Linked DNA regions of Homo sapiens: region 1 is linked to region 2. The links are chromatin contacts, found by Hi-C or POLR2A ChIA-PET in ENCODE. All regions are on one chromosome and are shown on one strand. Each heading gives the region's core, a stretch centred on a gene start or an enhancer-like site at or near the end of the contact. The rest is flanking DNA. Distances are from core to core; before and after follow the strand shown.

Region 1 (6,426 bases), core at 2,434-4,933, 35 kb before region 2:
TCACTCATACTTACAAACCAAATTTGCGTAAAACCCTGGAAACACATGTTAAAAAGGTATATTGGAGTAAAGGAAGAAAGCCGTCTTTTGCAGATATAAAAGGGTAATAATCCTGCAGACATGGTTGCCCGCCTAGTGCTGCAGAAGAGAAATGACTTGCTTTCGAAATTCAGGCAGGCTCCGCTCCAGCCGACAGCCTCCTTGGAAACATCACTTGCAAGGCTTGATTTCAGAAAGACCCTTATTTACAAGTATTCACATTTATAGCTAATAAAAAAAAAAAGGAAAAATCTCCCTTGCCAGTGTTTTTTTTTTCCTTTCCTTTCATGGAAAAAAAAAAAATGAATGCAACCTCTTGTAACTCCATTAATAGAGGAGGCTGGCAGGCTCTCTAGGACATCCCTACCTTTTGCCAGAAGCTACAAATGTATACTCTAAAGTAAACAATGGAAAGGTTACTGAAGGTTAAGTACATTCACACACTTCAGACAGCATGGCCAGGCTCCTAGCTGGGAAGATAATTTACCCGGCACGAACCTGGTGCCCTAGTTCTGGCGGGGTTGAGCGAAGTAGGGTGGGGAGAAGGAATAGCTGATATGTCCCAGGTCTACAGTGACTAGAGGTCAACCAGAGGGCACCTCTGTTTATAACCTGAGTCCCTTTCTCATTTATCTTCCACTGAGGATTCCCTAGTTGGATCCATGACAGGTTTTGTGACATCACCTGTCAGCTAATAATAGAAATTCAGTCAGCCACCTGCCAGCCAAGATGGATGGGTTTTTGGTTACAGACTTATTAACCGAATGTGGAGCTCCATGCCCCACCCCTGCCCCACTTCTCCCAGCCTGGTCCCTTCCATTCCCCTCCCCATCTCCAGCTTACAGGCTGGGGAGGTGCTTCCTACAGCGCTCATTGGAACTCCCCCACAACCTTTTCTAGATGCTTTATAACAAGATCGCCACTGGCACCTTAAAGACACAAACCACACCCCATGGCCTTGCCTTGGTTCACCTGGGAGTCTCAATCACTGACTTGCTCTGGTGGCTGGAAGACAGGAACCCAGACATCCGGTGTGAGAAGCCACACAGCCACTTGGCAGTGATATGTGGGGTGCAGCCCCAGGGGCCAAGGGGCTTATGCCTCCCAGAGGCTGACAGAATTGAAGCCTAGAGCTGTATTAGCACCCCAAATTGAAACCTGACTAGAGACAGATGACTTAGAGTGCTCTTAGAATACAGTCAAAAGACTTAGGATTTTAGCTGGTTCAGAGCAACCATTGGGTGAAAAAAAATCTAAAATGTTTCTTCAGAATCTTTTAGTTTAGTTCGCCTGAATGTGCTGGTAAAAAATAAACTATAATTATGTTCTTCCAGGAAAAAGTGACTTCAAAGAACATACATTTTTACCGTAAATTTGTGTTTAAAAATCTTGTAATAAATGAGACTCTAACATGGCCAATAGTTGGGAATAATTTTATTTTCCTTTAACAACAAAAATGTTTCCAGACACTTTCCCTAATGATGGGACTGGAATCGGAGAGGCCACCTGCTGTGTGGGTGGCAGTGAATCGAGAGGCTTCTGAAGACCAGGGTGCCTCTGCCTGCGACCCCCAGACGCCTGTGTGTGCCTGGAGCCCCCTGCACGCGCTCTCGGGGCTGGACGAGACCAGGAGGCTTTCCTTCCACTGCCTCCTGTGTCACAGGCCCTCGGCTCCATCTGGACTACTGAGAAGAATGTATACCAGGAGTCCATTTGCAATCCAAGCTCTTTTGTGTAGTTAAAATGATAATGTTGCCATAAAAATGACAGTTTAAAAAAGGGGAAAAGGGAACGGCTGGCTGTTAAGAGAACAGGCCCTCCACTTTCTGAAGGATCTATACGCCTCAGCAGGGCCCCCGTCCTGAAGCTGATGCACACTGGGAGAGCTATTCTCCATACACAAGTGCAGCCCATTCAGTGACACGAGTTCTTTCCTGGCAAATAAAATGTACCCTTAGATCTTTACAGACATCACCACTTTGGTCCCTACGCCCCACTGGGTTTTTATTTTGGAAAAATAGTTTCAGAGCTGTTCACAGGCAGCTTGTTTTACTCTGTGAACTGGATGTAATGTTGTGAGATTTTTAAAATTAGATTTCCCAGTTTTTAAGGGACACCTGAGTTGGTAAAGCCTTTGAATCTTTAAGGATGAGGTTAGCGAGGATTTCTACTTGTTTTTAGAGCCTACAGATGTAATTCTAGGTATATTCACTACAAGTGCACTTTGGGCCTAAAACGTATTTATGTGAGATCCCTTGATTAGCAACCTTGGATATCAGCTTTGCCATCCAGACAGCAGCTAGAGGAAATCATTAAAAATGAAATGACCTCTTTCTCTGGCTTCTATGTGTAAACATTTCACATATTACAAAGGTATTTTCAATACAGCCAGAGGTGTCTGGTGGGTATCGTGTATACTGTAGCACCAGATGCCCCAGATAAGACCTTCTACTCCCCAGCTAGTTGGCTTTGGGCAAGTACTTAGATTCCACGAGACCTTCATTTTCTCATGGATTTTAAAATAGTATCAATGTCACAGGGCTGATGTGAAAATGAAATGATAGCACTTAGAAAAGGGCCCAGCACACTGGAAGTGCTCAGGAAACATGGGCTGCCAGCCACGCTCAGAACAAGCTGTGTACAGGAGCGGTGGGTGCAGCCACATCTCATAGACAGGGACCAGGAACAGTGAGGCTAATGTGCTGAAGGTCGCTGACTGCGAGGCAGACACAGATAAGAGAATGGTCGGATCTACTGGAGTAAGGTCACCACCCAGCACTAAGGTGCCAATTTCTTCCCCTCTCTACTATTGCATTTATCAGAATATATGATTTTGTCATTTCAAATCTGAAAGCCAAACGGTAGAACGAAGGCTGGCAGGGGAGCTGAAAGGAATGGGAGGGTCTCTGTCAGTGGGGAGGAGAGGGAAGGGAGCCAGCAGGCGTCACTGATGTGGCTCGGCCTGCGAGCGTGTTGGTGGCCAGCGCTGCACCCATTCCTAAGACCCCTGACTTCCAGAACAAGGCTGCAAAAGACCACCTGTTTCCAAAACAAGGCCGTGTGGATCCTTACCACGACAGCTTGTTAAATTCCCTAGAAGTGAGAACTTGCTGGGTAGGGGACATTAGAAACGAAGCCCAGGCTTCATTTTACTAAAGTTCAAATCTGAGGATTTCCGAAAGAGGGCGGGGGAGCTCGAGCTGTCGAACCTGTAGGGTGGCATTTCCTAGAAGTGCACATGTATTCAAACTGGCCACTGGGGGATCTTTATTTTGTGTAGAGGTAGATGGAATCTTTTTGAATACTTGTATAAGCAATAAACGTATATGGCTTAGAATTCGAAAGCCTGTTTTGATTAAGGTAAAGCAAAAGAAGGGGTGCCTTCCAAGTGTCAACCAGAAATGGCCATATCCCAGATTTAATTCTCTCATCCCTTAACACTGCCAGTGGGCGTCCAATTAAATAAACAAAACGACACAGGAACCCCCCACCTCTCAAAAGTCCCAAGTTCCCTGTTGGCCTGACTGTGAAACCACCTTCCCGGAACCTCCCAGGCCAGGCGCCTGGGCTTTCCTGGGCCAGTGACTGCAGCGCCGCCACTTACCAGGAGATGGCGGCTGGAGCTTGGGCTGCTTTTTGGTGTCCCCGGTGCTGAAGACTTCCGGCGGGGGCTCCTCCCCACGTTCGATCTTGCACTCAAAGGCAAACAGGTACTGAATATACTGCTTTTTCAGGGAGCTCGCTGCACTGCTTGAGGTGCCAACGTTTAGGTTGGTTGCCAGCTCACGCCACTTCTTGTTTTTATTAACCTAGTGAAAAACACGGCAGGATCATTGGTTTGCAACAAAGTGGCTTGTTTAAAGCCAGGAGACAAAAAAAGCACTTAATGTCTTGGTTGACTTTTCTTCATTTGCCTCTTTTAACTAATGCTCATTACTCCCACTCAGCAGTGCATAGGCAGCATTTACAGTTATAAAACCATTAGGGAACCTGCTGATGGCAACAGAAAAAGCACTGCTCGGAGGTCCTTCTGCCCGCCACATCTCCCAACGCCTCACGCTCATCCCACTGCACCTCCAATTAAGGAAAAAGGGCATCTCAAAACATTTAAAAAGCAACAACGGCACTATTTTCCAAGTTAGGTTTTTGGGCACTGATGTGAAAGTGCTCATTCCAGCAGCTGCAAGCCCTCAGAAGTGGGCCTGTGATTCTGGGCCGTACCCATCCCCTCACCCCAAGACTGCTTGGGGTGTCAGGCAAAAGCAAAAGCAGCACCTCGTGCAAAGGCAAATGAGCCCCTGGACCAACGGCCCCCAACTTAAAAAGCATGATGCGATGCCACTGGCCACCAGCCCTGCTGACGGGGCAGGTGCACACCTTCCTGTGCGGTGCTCTTACTCAAGGAGGCTTAAAGGGCTGGAGACAACACAGTCGCAAAAGGAGGAGAAAGAAAGAGAACTCCTGAAATGTGACGTCAAGATCCGAGGCATTATTTTAACCTTTTGATTCCCACTTGGGAACAGGTTATGAAAGGTTAAACGGTTAAACACATGGATGAAACATGAGGATTTGCAAATAACTTGGGGAAGGTTTTGCCTTTTGATGTCTCCTGCGTTGTGTGGCAAGGGAGGAGGTAAGGGGACAGTGGTTTTTAATGAAATATTAAATTTCTGGGTTCAAACTTTCTCACACGGCTCTTCTGTCCATTTACTTAGTACTCGGTGGTGTATAATAAATTGTGGATGCTCCCGGAGATGCCCACCGCCCTCTTTTGGCACTGAATGCAGGGCTGCAAACTGTGGGTCTTCAGGTTACTTCAGAAATGGCAAGCTGGGCGCTGCTCAGTGTGACCTAAGAAGGAAGGCTGGGAGCTGAGCTTTGTGTGGTGGCAGCACCTGCTCCCAACCACATCTGATGCCCACAAGGTACACAGCATGATGGGGTGGGGACAAAGATGCAACCCAGCTACATTCCAGCAACCCTCATTATAAGCCCGCGGAGAGTCTCATGACAGACCCAGCCTGGTTATATATACTGTGGACACAGTCACAGTAAGGAAGTAGCCAGACACTATCTACTCTGTGCTGGCTGATAAAATCTAATCGTTTGAGCAGTCTTGGTGATTCTAAAAAATCCATGTCAGAAGAGGCTAGGTGCAGGGGAGAAAGGTCAGGGGAGTCCAGGGGCAGAAGGCAAAGGAGCCCAGGTGCAGAGGGGAAAGGTCAGGGAGTCCAGGTCAGAGAGAGGCGTGTCTCAATCATTCTCTTTGCTGACCATCACTCACACGTGGTATCACACGACTTAGCAGCTGGTTATGCAGCGTCATGGGCAAGCTCTAATTCTTTCTGTCACAGGTCTCAGTTCCCCCATGGAATGGATTAGGCACCTAGTGGGAAGGCTAAGCACAAAGAAGGCCTCCCCTTTCTCCCCCGAGACGCAGCACTGAGACCACGGTAGGCCGTCAGTGACACCTGCAGGGCAGATGACTTGCCCTTGGATAGTTAGTGACCCCCGCCACCTTGGTGGGGCGCAGGGCGCCTGATTCTGACTGCCTGTTAGATTACCTTGGGCACAGAAGGTTTCATTTCATTGATGTCGGGTGGTAGCCCAGGTACTGACAGCTTTGAAAAGCTGCCCAGGCCATTCTAATGCATAGCTGGACTCCAGAACCAGTGGCAAATGGGAAGAGTATGTGTCTGGAGTCAGACAGACCTGGCCCCACCAACTACCCTGTGAGTGTCCCTGGGCTACAGCATTATTCTATTTTTTAAAAAATATATTATTTTTTATTGAGACAGGGTCTTGCTCTGTCAACCAGGCTGGAGTATAGTAGTGTGATCAAAGCTTACTGTAACCTTGAACTCCTGGGCTCAAGTGATCCTCCCACCTCAGCCTCCTGAACAGCTGGGACTGTAGGTGTGCATCACCACGCCCGGCTAAGTTTTGTAGTTTTTAATGGAGACAAAGTCTTACTGGGGTCCCCAGGCTAGTCTGCAACTCCTGGCCTCAAGTGATCCTCCTGCCTTGGCTTCCCAAAGTGCTGGGATTACAGGTGTAAGCCACTGCACCCCATCCTGTACTTGATTTTGTTACACAGGAGTTTTCTCATCTATGCTTTGGGGCTGGTGACTCATGTATTTAGAAAGACAAAGGTTACACAGTGAGTACCTTTTCCCTGTTCCTATGACAGGGCGTGGTCCTACAACTAGACTCCTGATTAAGGAGCGAGGGCTACAGTGAGGAAAGCCGGTGCCTGGGGTATGAGACTTCAGGACGCACTCACTCTGAGAGTCAAGCAAGCACACAGTGGATAGCTCCTTAAATCTGCACCCCAGGCAGCTCCCCTGTCACACCTCAGGCCTAGCCCGCTGGAGGTCACAGCAATGG
Region 2 (6,399 bases), core at 1,290-3,789:
TCACTCAATAGTAATAGACTTTAAGAGCATTTACTAACCTAAACATGGTGACAGAACCTGATATTACACAGTTTTGTAGTAGGAAAGAAGAGATACTTTTTGTTGCTGTATGTAATTCCTGTGTTGAAATTGAGAATAATATGGCAACACTGTGTTTAGACAGAAAATTATCTGTTGGATTATTTTGTTGTATTTTCCTGGTGACTTCAATATTCTGATACTCGCTGGAGAAAAAATAATAGAAGTTTTTGGCACAGACATTTGCTTGGTGGTGATATAATGAAACTCCTCCTAAGTCCTATGAATAGCCTGTCAGCTCAACTGCAGTGAGTCTCTTGTCAAATGAGATGCTGTGCTCTTAATTTGGGGGTGGGTATGGCAGCCGCTCACTGTAGCAGCAGGAGTGATAATATAGTCATGAGAACAGCGCTGCACAACACAGGTTCCTAGACAAAACAATGACAACAATGGGGGAAATGACGCCAGAGGTGGTGACATCATGTCTTCGACACAGATCAAAGTTTCTATTTCCCTCTCAGGCATGAAGGAAAGCAGCCATGCCGAAAGCCATGCACAGACAGGGCCTGAGGACGCATGCGGGTTTCCACCGAACGGCCACAGTACTGTTAATACGAAAGGAAAACGAAACAAACACACCAACAAAAATGGACAGAAGGACAACCCCCTTGGAGATGGATTTTCTGTTAGGTGTTTCGCTTTCTTGGTTTGGGTGTTCCTTTCGCGGCCAGACGGCACGATCGTTAACAGTTTCAGAGAAAACGCCCAGGTCCCGCAGCAAGTCGGGGTGTGTTGCTACCTACCCGTACTGGTCAGGCTGGTGCACCATGGGAGCCTGAGAGTTGCCATAGTTGGGGTGCTGGGAAGAAAACATGGGGCGTCCGCCAGCCCCAGACTGGCTGGGATAAGCAGGCGACCTAATGTATGGTGGCCTAAAGTGGAACAGAAGAACAGCTTCTTGGGATTTGTTCTGATGCACAAGCATGAGCCCTGTATATCTGTCACCCCCACACATAGGTGCGGGGCTTACAGACCATGGAGGCAAGTTGAATACCCTGCATCCTGCCGCTGCCTGAGGGGTGGGGGGTACAGAAAATGCCTCCAACGAAAGGGTGGGGACAGGCAGAGAAAAGTAATATTCTCAATTCTAATCTCCATTTACCATTTTAAAGTATAGCTTTGACTTTGGTAAAAGCAAACAAGAAGATATACAGCCCCCATTTAAACTCCTGGTGAGCTAAAATGGGCAGTAAGTTGAAGGCAAGGCTTTGGAATGGTCTACGCATTAGAAACGGAAAATGGCAATGCATGGATGTGTATTTATATATTGATTGCTACAGGATGACATAAACACTGACTCAGAGAGGGGGCACGCGTAGCTTTGTAACCACACAAAATCAGGCCTGGCTCTCTGTGGCTATCTTCTGAGGTCCCTCCAAAGGCTGCGTGCCAAATGCAATCAAATACTTTCTACTTAAAAAAAGAAAATAACTTGCGCTTTATGAGTTGCAACAATGGACAATTCATTTAAACTTGAATTAGAACTTCAATTTCAACAGCCAAACCAGTTTTCACAGACAGGTTTACAAAAATATTCCCTAAAGCCTGTGTAGGTTCGGCAGAGGGCTAGACTGCTGGAGTTCAGAAGATTTTAAGTAATTGTAATGTGGAGACAGAAAGAAAGATAATGATTGATTTTCATTTTATTTCCTCAAGGGAAATTTATTATTATTTGGAAAAAACAATAAGACTGGAGGGGTCCCACATTCCCCAGATAGCAGCTTCAGAGGAAAAGTAACAAAAGACACATTTAAAAACACACGCACACACATGCACACACGCACACACACCTTAGCTTTTGCTTCCCTTTGACAAAAATCGGAATCTTCTACTTTGCTTCTGAAGATATCATTAAGATACACATCTTTCAAAGTATGTTGCTTTAAAACATATTTACATGTGCTTTTAAAACATATTCACCTTTGCCTTATAAATTTTTAATTATGTTATTTTTATCCAGGTCAAGTATTTACTTCAAAATTAATTTTTAAGTCGGGATTAAAAATGAGTAAGTAATTGTAGCTAAAGCCTTTTATCAACTCAAACTTTCTAAAATATTATATTTGCTTTTTAAACCACATTTTGGTTTGGACAGATAGATATGCCTGGAAAAATAAAATATAACATAAGAATGTCAAGTATATAAATCTCACACATATACATTTAGACAAACACACAATACACGTATGTATACATACGAAGTTTGTATTTTAGGAAGATTCTTGTGGTAGGGTGAAAAAAAGGTGGGGAGTGTGTTCCTTTTGAATGTTTTAGATTTTAAATCGTTCCTAAGCGTATTTCCTGCTTAAAAGTCACTGCTTCAATTGGTACCACGCAGACACTTCCCTGTGCAACCAGATCTGGTTTGCTGCTGCAATGACTATTCACAGGCATTTCAAATCACCTCCCACGACTGATGTGCTCACCGCTCACATTCCTTCCTCATGTATCATAAAACATGGTTTGTCACTTAGTTCTCTGACCTCGATGCTACAGAATATATTTAACACAAAAAGAACGGCCAAGCACAGTGACATTCTACTGCTCTGTGTGACCCCAGGGAACAATGCAGCTATGTGCGCAGTCACGTGGTCACGGGTAGACACACAGCGTACCTGCCCGGGGCGTGCTCCTGGGTGGCGTACCTGCTTTGTGCTGAGTTCGCAGCAGCCTGCATCACTGCTGCGGCTGCCTCCTGTGCCTTACGGTTCACAGTTGGCATTGGCGGCCCCATTCCTGGCCCTCCCTGCTGAGACATGCCAGGAGAACTGGGGGTCATGCTGCTCATATTTCCAGGAAATGGTCTGTTCTGCATCCCAGCTGATGGCATTCGTCCCAGGGGCACAGCACCACATGGCTGGCTTGGCCCTTGTCCATGCATCTGGTTGTTGGCACTGATACCCATACCGGGCCCTGGGCCGCTGTAGCTTGCACTGGGCACCCCACTATACGCTGGGGGTCTGGAGTAGTTACCTAAACAAAAAGCAAACACAAAGTAAAGCCTTTTATTTAAACTTGTGACAACATTCACTGGAAATACTTTTTGTCCAACAATGCGATCAGCACGGAGTATTAGTCATGACCGTTATAGGCCCTTCCTGTTGCTGCTGGTGCAGCTGCCAGTCTCAAACATGCTCTCTCTGCACACTCCCAGGCCCTCAGAGAGTGACTCAAATACAGACAGCCCCAGAGGACCACTGCACTGATGAAGAGAAATTCAGGCTGGTCATAAAAAGAAACAAACAAAAAAACAAAAAACAAACCCTATGAATAGGCAAGGGACACCGAGTGCTGCCTCAATCCATTCAACACCACATATTCTTATATTTTAACCAAAATGGTGAGCACCACTCTTGAGATCACACCACTAGATCACTGCTACCTTCAACAGTCATGTGAAAGGGCTCAAAAAGACAACGTGTAAGACGACATGCACATATGGTCAAAATCATCCTTTAAAACCCCACAGGAAGGTGTCACGCGGGAACCTGACATGAGCCCCAGTTTTCCTCTAAGTTGGGAATAATATTTTTCTTTCTTTCTTTCTTTTTTTGCTTGAGTACCAGATCGAGCAGCTGGTTTGTGCTGGCTGCCACATCTCGGAAAACTGTCCCAGCACAAGCACGGCACACGGCAGCAGGAGAGCTGGCGGGCAGGGTCAAAGGCGAGGGTGAGGGCGGGCGGGCAGGGTCGGAGGCGGAGGTGAGGGACGGAGGGCAGGGTCGGAGAAGGGGGTGAGGGCTGGCGGGCAGGGCCGGAGGCGGGGGTGGGGGACGGCGGGCAGGGCCGGAGGCGGAGGTGAGGGACGGAGGGCAGGGCCGGAGGCGGAGGTGAGGGACGGAGGGCAGGGTCGGAGGCGGAGGTGAGGGACGGAGGGCAGGGTCGGAGGCGGGGGTGAGGGACGGAGGGCAGGGTCGGAGGCGGGGGTGAGGGCTGGCGGGCAGGGTCGGAGGCTGGGGTGGGGGACGGAGGGCAGGGTCGGAGGCGGGGGTGGGGGACGGCGGGCAGGGCCGGAGGCGGAGGTGAGGGACGGAGGGCAGGGTCGGAGGCGGAGGTGAGGGACGGAGGTCAGGGCCGGAGGCGGGGGTGAGGGACGGAGGTCAGGGTCGGAGGCGGAGGTGAGGGACGGAGGTCAGGGCCGGAGGCGGGGGTGAGGGACGGAGGTCAGGGTCGGAGGCGGAGGTGAGGGACGGATGGCAGGGTCGGAGGCGGGGGTGAGGGCTGGCGGGCAGGGCCGGAGGCGGGGGTGAGGGACGGAGGTCAGGGTCGGAGGCGGAGGTGAGGGACGGAGGGCAGGGTCGGAGGCGGGGGTGAGGGCTGGCGGGCAGGGTCGGAGGCTGGGGTGGGGGACGGACGGCAGGGTCGGAGGTGAGGGACGGAGGGCAGGGCCGGAGGCGGGGGTGAGGGATGGCAGTTGTTTTCCCTTTCCTTTCACACCTTTTGATTGTGTGTAGATAGATTCAAGTAAATCAAAGGTACACATGATACTACTTCAATCATAACAGCTGCTGAACCACAGTGTGTGCTGGGCACTTGGTTAAGTGCTTTGCACCAATGAATTCATTCATTTCTTCCAATAACCACATGAAATATAGATACCCCAGGACTCCATTTACAAATGAGAAAAATCAAGAGCTAGAAGATTAGTACTGAAGCTCAAGCAAACTGGCTCGGGGACCCATGTATTTGACCAATAAAATGTGCTGCCTCCTGATAACTGAATGTTGAAATTACATAAATGCGAAAGACAAGTGTGTGTGGAATATGGATTAGTGTTTCCCAATCAGTCCTTACTATTTTTTGGAAGCCTTTCTCCATCCATGTAACATAACTATACACTTACTACATTCCAGAAGCTGTTCTAGGCACAGGTGACGTAAAGCTAAATACAATCCAGTTCTTGCACTCGAGAAGCTCACATCTACATGGGTATGTGTGTGTGTGTGCATGCACGTGCACGTATGGGTATGCATGTGTGTGTGTGTGCAGTAAAGCAGCAAGGGTGAAAACAAGAAAAAGGATAAAAGCAAAACAAAGCATGCAATGTGAAAAGTGCAAGAGAGAAGGGAGAGTGAGTCTGATGGGGGCTGAGGGCTTGAGGGTCCCCTTGGTGGGGGTTGGTGGAGAGTCCTCTGAATGAGCACTTCTGGAGCTGAACCCTCAGGAGCTGGCTTCAGGGGCTGGGAGAGCCTGCAGCTGGGTGAGCCTCTGCACTGCCTGCCTGTAGGACCTTAGGGGAGTTGCTTGCATCTTTTCTTGTTTCATTCTCTTCTCTGTAAAACAGATAATCCTAACACTGTCCACATGAAGAGGTGTTCTCAGGATTAAACCATATAATGGATGTAAAGTATCAAAATTGTTGGTGCCACTTGATGGGGGTTTCATTGTTGGCTGGGGACTGTGGCAGAAGAGGGGAAAGGGCACTTATGGCTGAGAGGCTGGGGACACCGGCTTAATGGCAAGGGCAGACTGACTTGGGACAGCCACTGGGGCGCTGTGTGTGGCTGACGGGGGGATAGAGGGGAGAGGCTGGGTCTGGCAGGGCCTTGTGTACCAGGCTTCTAAGTTTGAGATTTATCCTGTCCATAAGGAGGAGCTTCTCAAGGATTTCCAGCAGAGGTAGGATTGGATTAATAACTGCAATAAAAGCAAACACTTAACATTTACTATGTGCTAAGCTCAGTTCCAAGTTCTTTGTGTTAACTCACTTAATCCCCAGATCAAGCCTAGGAGGTACACATTATTATAATCCTCATGCTGAAGACGAGGAGCCTAAGGCACGGGGCTGTGAATAACAACAAATGTCCCATGGTCACGTGGCTCACAACTGGAGGACTAAGGTCTGAGCCCAGGCATCCTGGAGTGTAGCTTAGAGTCCAAGCATGACACACTCTGCTACACAGTCTCTCAAATATTTAAGAAAAAGCACATTTATGTAACAATGTTACCCTAATGGTCAAAACCGGCTTTCTTAAATTCACACATATAAAGTTCTATCACCTACAAATCTGCAAGAGACCTCTGCAGACTTCTCCACATTTACTGCGCGTCTGATCTCTGTGAGAGCCACTGTGTGCATTTTCATTTGGCTGTCCGGGAGGCGTGTGTTATTCCCTACAGGCGACGCACGGGCCACTGTCCGTGCAGATGTGGGCAGGCACGCTTTTTGTCAAGGGCCAGATAGGAAATAGTTCAGGCATTTGGGGCAAACAGTCTCTATCACGATTGCTCAATCCTGCCACTGTAGCCCCCAAAGCAGCCACACACACAGATGGGAGTGGTGATGTTCCAGTAAAACCTTATTTACAAAAACAGGTAGTG

The links. Hi-C counts contacts between places; a loop is a spot of excess contacts on that map. ChIA-PET counts read pairs that join two places held with the same protein, here RNA polymerase II (POLR2A). Pooled maps may share reads with other maps.
Region 1: a loop to region 2 is called in a map of psoas muscle, with 2.3 times the contacts of the local background. The contact joins two enhancer-like sites. A Hi-C loop is called at or near these places in 10 of 168 maps with a recorded cell type or tissue (PC-3, Right ventricle myocardium inferior, ascending aorta and 7 more) and 10 of 50 pooled maps. POLR2A ChIA-PET finds 5 or more read pairs at or near these places in 2 of 52 experiments (MCF 10A and WTC11).

What each region holds. Positions count from the first base shown.
Region 1 is chr6:157,181,653-157,188,078 of GRCh38, reverse strand. It overlaps ARID1B (AT-rich interaction domain 1B), which reads right to left. Exons shown (of 20, transcript NM_001374828.1): 13 at 3,644-3,848. Among named protein-coding and RNA genes, the nearest start is that of TMEM242, 140 kb to the left of the region's middle. RefSeq lists enhancers at 1,136-1,636, 1,637-2,137 and a silencer at 4,090-4,384. Within about 2 kb of position 3,683, at least 10 of the 41 ENCODE cell types and tissues checked have a DNase peak (open chromatin) inside an H3K27ac peak, as active enhancers do; they include ascending aorta, gastrocnemius medialis and psoas muscle, where a contact is called at or near this core.
Region 2 is chr6:157,145,276-157,151,674 of GRCh38, reverse strand. It overlaps ARID1B (AT-rich interaction domain 1B), which reads right to left. Exons shown (of 20, transcript NM_001374828.1): 8 at 2,724-3,051. Among named protein-coding and RNA genes, the nearest start is that of TMEM242, 180 kb to the left of the region's middle. RefSeq lists enhancers at 869-1,369, 5,098-5,946, 5,947-6,399. Within about 2 kb of position 2,539, at least 24 of the 41 ENCODE cell types and tissues checked have a DNase peak (open chromatin) inside an H3K27ac peak, as active enhancers do; they include ascending aorta, gastrocnemius medialis and psoas muscle, where a contact is called at or near this core.